2 separate regions of the Homo sapiens genome follow, and region 1 is linked to region 2. A link is a contact called in ENCODE Hi-C or POLR2A ChIA-PET data. All regions are on one chromosome and are shown on one strand. The core of a region is the stretch at or near the end of the contact, and the rest is flanking DNA. Distances in the headings are between cores, read along the strand shown.

Evidence for each region. Hi-C counts contacts between places; a loop is a spot of excess contacts on that map. ChIA-PET counts read pairs that join two places held with the same protein, here RNA polymerase II (POLR2A). Pooled maps may share reads with other maps.
Region 1: a loop to region 2 is called in a map of heart right ventricle, with 2.1 times the contacts of the local background. The contact joins two enhancer-like sites. A Hi-C loop is called at or near these places in 2 of 168 maps with a recorded cell type or tissue (both heart right ventricle), 2 of 37 single-sample maps with no recorded cell type and 4 of 50 pooled maps. POLR2A ChIA-PET finds 5 or more read pairs at or near these places in 1 of 52 experiments (PC-3).

Annotation. Positions count from the first base shown.
Region 1 is chr6:12,295,093-12,298,130 of GRCh38, reverse strand. It overlaps EDN1 (endothelin 1), which reads right to left. Exons shown (of 5, transcript NM_001955.5): 5 at 937-2,169. The coding sequence ends at 2,064. Among named protein-coding and RNA genes, the nearest start is that of EDN1, 6.3 kb to the right of the region's middle. Within about 2 kb of position 1,755, at least 4 of the 41 ENCODE cell types and tissues checked have a DNase peak (open chromatin) inside an H3K27ac peak, as active enhancers do; they include PC-3, where a contact is called at or near this core.
Region 2 is chr6:12,419,513-12,422,215 of GRCh38, reverse strand. No RefSeq gene overlaps it. Among named protein-coding and RNA genes, the nearest start is that of EDN1, 130 kb to the right of the region's middle. Within about 2 kb of position 1,440, at least 2 of the 41 ENCODE cell types and tissues checked have a DNase peak (open chromatin) inside an H3K27ac peak, as active enhancers do; they include PC-3, where a contact is called at or near this core.

The DNA of each region.
Region 1 (3,038 bases), core at 506-3,005, 120 kb after region 2:
TTAAAGAGAAAAATGAGGATCAATGAGGACGGAGACTCTGCACAGGACATTGATTACGCATGCCTGAAGACTGTTATTTGAAATCCTTCTGATGTGTCACTGTTAGGACGACAGTGATCACTACATGCTAATATTTGTTAAATGCCAGGAATTCCTTCAGACACTATTAGAGAAGGGCAAGGAAGATTCTCGAGGGCTAATCAAGCTCTTAGAGAATTCAGTTAGTAGTGACCATTTGCAATACTGCAATTGCAATACTGTGCTCTCCAGTGAGCTGACAAGGCCAGCCAAGGCAAAGTGGAGAGGAAGTGGTGCTTTGTGGCAGAGGACCTAGAATCAGTACCTGGTGTCTCTACCTCCATGGGCACACGGCCAGTCCTAGGCTATCACGAAGAAGCAATGGTACTCAATGTTCCTTAAGAAACAACATCCTTAATGTGAGAAAATAAAAAGCCATTGGAAACCTCTACTTGCTCTGAGCAGGCCATTTTCTAAAAGCAACTTTGGTATATAACTTTGTATAATTAGGTATGTTTTGGGGGGTTGTCTTGCCATTACTTCCTTCAGTCCATTAATATGGATAAAGCATCTCTCACCACACCATCAGCTTAAACTGTTGAATCCTGCCTAATAGCCTGAGCCAAGTTAATGGATGAAGTCCCTGGAGAATTTTTCAGGTGAAGGAGAAGCAGGAGGCTGCTACCCAAGAGAAGACAGAGGTGTTAAAGCTGCTTTTTTGTTTTGTGTTTTTACCTCAATGCAGTATAAAATCAACATTTAAGATACAGATAAAATTCTTTATATAATTAGCTTAGACCGTAATATCCTTCTAATTGTCACTTTTCTATGAAACCGTCTTTAACCATTTATTTGCCTTTATGGTACTTAATCACGTTGGCCCACTCCTTACAAATTTCAGTAATGATTCCAAATCAGTACAGTAAGGAAAAAAATATTTATTTTCTAAAGTCATTACCTTGACAGGCAAAACAAAGCATGTTCTCAATTTCATTTAGAAATACATATTTTAAAAATACATAGACCAATATGGCCTGCCCAAACAGATATTTAACATGGTAAATATAAGGAATAAATTGTTTGAATATAAATATCTATAAAAAAATAAGTACATCAAAATTCAATCCAACCTCTTTCATTAGCCGGTTATATAAAGGAAAATAATTTTACTGCTTTAAAGCGTAACAAACACTTACTTTTCAATATATTTCATAAACAACCCTATACCATTGTGTCTCCAAAAATCAAGGACAGGGAATCTCCTGATTTAATGATCTTTTTTTTCTTATGGATCAGAGCTAGTAGATTACCATGAAAATATTATATCTACTGCTGACACATTAGACCAGACTTCTACGAGGCTAGGATTTAGTATGGGGGATGGAGGAAGGGGCAGCAGGGGTGGGAAGAGTTTGGGGAGGCAATAATTAAATGTGGGAAATACTTCTGCCAGAGTGCAATATAGGTGAGGTAGACTCATATTCATGAAACATATCCTGATTTATGGTAGTAACAGTTTCATTCAGTTTTGCATTTTACAAATTTAAACAAAAGTCTTTCTTTTTTTTTTCTTTACTTGCATGTTTGTCTTTTGAGTGTGTTTTCAATTTGTGCATTCCTTAGAAAATCTTTGTGTGGACTTTGGAGTTTCTCCCTGAAATGTGCCAGGCGCCTGAGTCAGACACAAACACTCCCTTAGGACCTTCGTCAGAAACTCCACCCCTGTGTGGAATCTCCTTCCTCTCTCTCTCTCCGGAGGATGCCACCCGAATTCGAATGTGACTGTGTGTTTCTGCTGAGAGGTCCATTGTCATCCCCAGATGAAAGAAGAGACCAAAGCAGTTACCACTGATGGAAGCCAGTGAAGATGGTTGGGGGAACTCCTTAACCTTTCTTGGAATGTTTTGAACGAGGACGCTGGTCCTTTGCCAGTCAGGAACCAGCAGAGGATGCTCCTGCTCTGATCCCAGCCAGGGTGGAGAGTGCAGAGTCGGCCACAGGGCTCTCCGTGGAGGCTATGGCTTCAGACAGGCCCCGAAGGTCTGTCACCAATGTGCTCGGTTGTGGGTCACATAACGCTCTCTGGAGGGCTTGCCTTTCAGCTTGGGATCATGAAAAGATGATTTGACGCTGTTTCTCATGGTCTCCGACCTAATAAAGCAAGATAAGAGAAAACAAATGTTATTTTAAAAAAATCACCCTTTGGCAAAAGAAACATGTAAAATTAGAATCTGGCACAAACAAAACCTGAATCTGGTTGTGAACTTTCACCACCCGCCGCAACTCTTTGATAAAACCTCAAGTGATATCTATTACCATTGTAAAAATAAAGCCTGCCCCTATGCTTAGAATGGGAGCGAGGGGTCATATGGTCAAGTCTAAGGGGAAGTGGGCAGTAAATACAGGTTTTAAATAAACTAGAGTTGTTCTGGTTTCTTCCGTAGCCCCATCCCAACCTTCATCACTATGTGACCCTGCCTTGAGGAACTCAGCATAGGTTTTGAATAGTTATGGCCATCTTAATAAATTGACGGTGACTTAGTTGAAAAGAGAGAAAAAGAAAAGAAGCATACAGTAGGCCCAGAGCAAATACTTTATGGCAATTATTTTTAAAAAGATTTTTTTTTTTTGCAGGCCTAATGTTTTACAGGAGAAATACAGAGGGAAGAACTGTAATGTTGATTTAATAGTTGGCATAATAAAAACCCATAAAAAATTCCAGGTTAGTTCAGAAACTGATCTCGTGGGGAGCATTACTGGCCTGCGACCATAAATATGGATACTCTCATAAGCAGGTGTGAAGAAACCGATAGCTGAGGCTGCCCCACAAATCAGTAGTAAATAACTCAGAAGTAGTTCATGACTGCCTGGCCTGAGCTCAGAACACTTTAATCATAGAACTTCTTGCCACTGGATTTCTAAGAGAAGTTTCCATAGACCATGATAGAAAAATGCAGAACATGTGGTAGATCAGAGAGTAGGTTTCCTCCTTTGAGCTTGTGAATTCCAAAAAGTTTAGG
Region 2 (2,703 bases), core at 191-2,690:
CTCTGTATATAAGGGTTTTGCATCCCTCCAATATTGTATTTTCAATCCACACTTGGCTGAAAAAAATCTGCGTAAAAGTGGACCCGTGTAGTTCAAGCCTGTGTTGTTCAAGGGTCAATTGTATGTATCTTTGGAACAAGCCAATAAACTAGGTACTTGTGATAGCCATGTCCAAAACGGCTCCCAGTGATCCCTGCTTTCTGGTGCAAGGGTGTATTTCGCTCCCACACTGAACCAGAGTTGATCTGTGGGACCAGTGAAATACTGCAGAAGTGATGATGTGTGACCTCAAGGCTAAGCCACAGAAAGCATTACAATTGCCACCTTGGTCTCTTGGGTCACTTATTCTGGGGGAAGCCAGATGGCATGCGATGTGGACTCTCAAGCAGTCCTATCTCTATAGGCCTTTGTGGGGAGAAACTTAAGCTTCCTGCCAACAATAAGCCACATTTTGTCATTTATGTGAGTGAACCTTGGAAGTGGATTCTCCAGCCCTAGGTGAGCCATCAGATGACAGCAGCCCCAGCTCAGAGAAACCCCAAGCTGAAACTGCCTGACTAAGATGTTCCTGAATTCCTACCCAGAGAAACCAGGAGAGATCTTAAGCCACTATGGTTTCAGGTGATTTGTTACACAGCATTAATACAATACTATTATTATTCCCATTTTACAGTTGAGAAAACTGAGCCATGGAGAAGTTGAGTAAATTAAGATTACTCAGCTATAAAGAATATATTTGGGAATCAAAATTAGGTGGTTTGTCTCCAAAAATCTGTGTTCCTAAAAACTATGCAATAAAGTAACTCGTCTGTATTGTCATGTCCCAATTGGTAGAGAAGAAGTTACAACGGTGATGATAAGCCTAAGAAATTAGATTCATGCAAACACCTTTCAAGTTGTCTAAGTATTGCCAATTGTTTCAAAATTATTAGACCATCAAAATGCTATCCTTCTATTCCAGCCCTGAGGCTTTTTTTCACTGATATTCCAGAAACACAGACTATGGATTCTCTGCTATAGGTGGGTCTACAAATAGACTCTCATATCTCACATCACTTCTGCTTTAAGTTAAGCCTACATTCAGGTTTTTACCACCTTTGAAAACTAAGTGCCTGTTTATATCCTCAAGAAAATTTCCACATGGCATAGGAGAAGTCCAGGTGTTGAGGACACAGAAAAGCCTCTGTCTCTGCAGTTACCAGTTGTGTGACTTTGGACAAAGGATTTTATGCCCAGGTGCCATTCCCAGCAAATCTGATTAAACTGCTCTGGGATGAGGCCTAGGCACGGGCCTTTGTAAAGCTCTCTGAGTGATTCAGTGTGCAGCCAGCATTGCAAATTACTCATGTAATCTCTCGCAGTCTCGGTTTTCTCATTTGTTAAGTGGAGGCAGTACGACTGAGCCTGTGGTGGGTTTTTTTGTGTGTAAGGATTAAGGGTAAGCAATGAAGGCAAAGCTCCAAGTGTGGTGTTTGGCACATAGCTGGTACACAATGAATGCCATCCATCAGTATTTGTGGTTTGTTTTAAATGTTTAATGTATTACACAAAAGTATAATACTTACTCAGATGCAGCGATTGATTTGCTTTCCCTAGAGAATCCTTCTTTTATATTTAGAAATTCCTTCCTACCTGGAGAGCAAGTAAGTACACATCTAATTGTCTTCAAGTTTCTTATGATTTTATTTTTACACTCATCACATTTATCTGGAGTTTATCTTACTAAGTAATGTAAGATAGGGCTTGAGATGGATTTTTTTCCCCAAAGAGCTCAATTTTCCCCCAACAAGCATTGAATCCATTCCTTCCCTCATTGATTAGTGAGGACATCTTAGTTATTTATTAGAATTGTAGGCATATACTGTCATTTATTTCTGGTGTGACTACTCTCATAAATGGATTGCTTCTTTATATTTCTATTAGCTTTGTTTTAAATGCTTAATTATGAGGGTTTTGCAATGCCTTTAATATCTATTGGGTAAATTCAAATATTTATCTTTCTTCTTTTTCCAGAAGTGTTTTCAATATTCTTGATGGAGATACCTTTTAAAAATATCAGATTCTTAACCTCCCTTAAATCCTTCAGTATCTCCTCATCAACTAACTGAGTCACTAAACTTCTCCACTAAGGTAACCTAAATGGAAAGAAAAGTTAATTATTTACCCAGGATCAGGAGATACTGTACAAAGCAGGCCACCAGAAGACCAAGATAATACCTAGTGTTTCCTCTTTAAAATATAAGCAACTTTACAATCTATTTTTTAATACATCTACTTCTTTTTTTTTTCAAATAAAGTTTTTCAAATAAAATAGCACTTTACTAGAGATGACGTGTGTTTATTCTGTTGCTTTAAGTAGCACTTGTTCCCTGTGCCTACGTGCCTTGGGAGTAACCCAGTTTGAAAAGGAAGGACTTACTGCAAAAAAATGCAAGCATTGTGTCATGACATGCTGGGCCCATTTTTATTTAGCTCCTGTGTATCTTAAAGATTCTTTTTCTATCATACCTCAGATGTATCCAAAGCCACCACTACCGCACAACTTGCAGTGCCTTAATGATAGTGCTATGGATAATGATAGTGCTATGAAGTATGTGACACAATAGACAGCATCTTTTGACTTCTTCCTAAAAGCTATCTCATATACAAGGAATATTTTTTAAATGGCATGCCCTTTGAACCAGTAACTCCATTTCTATATAT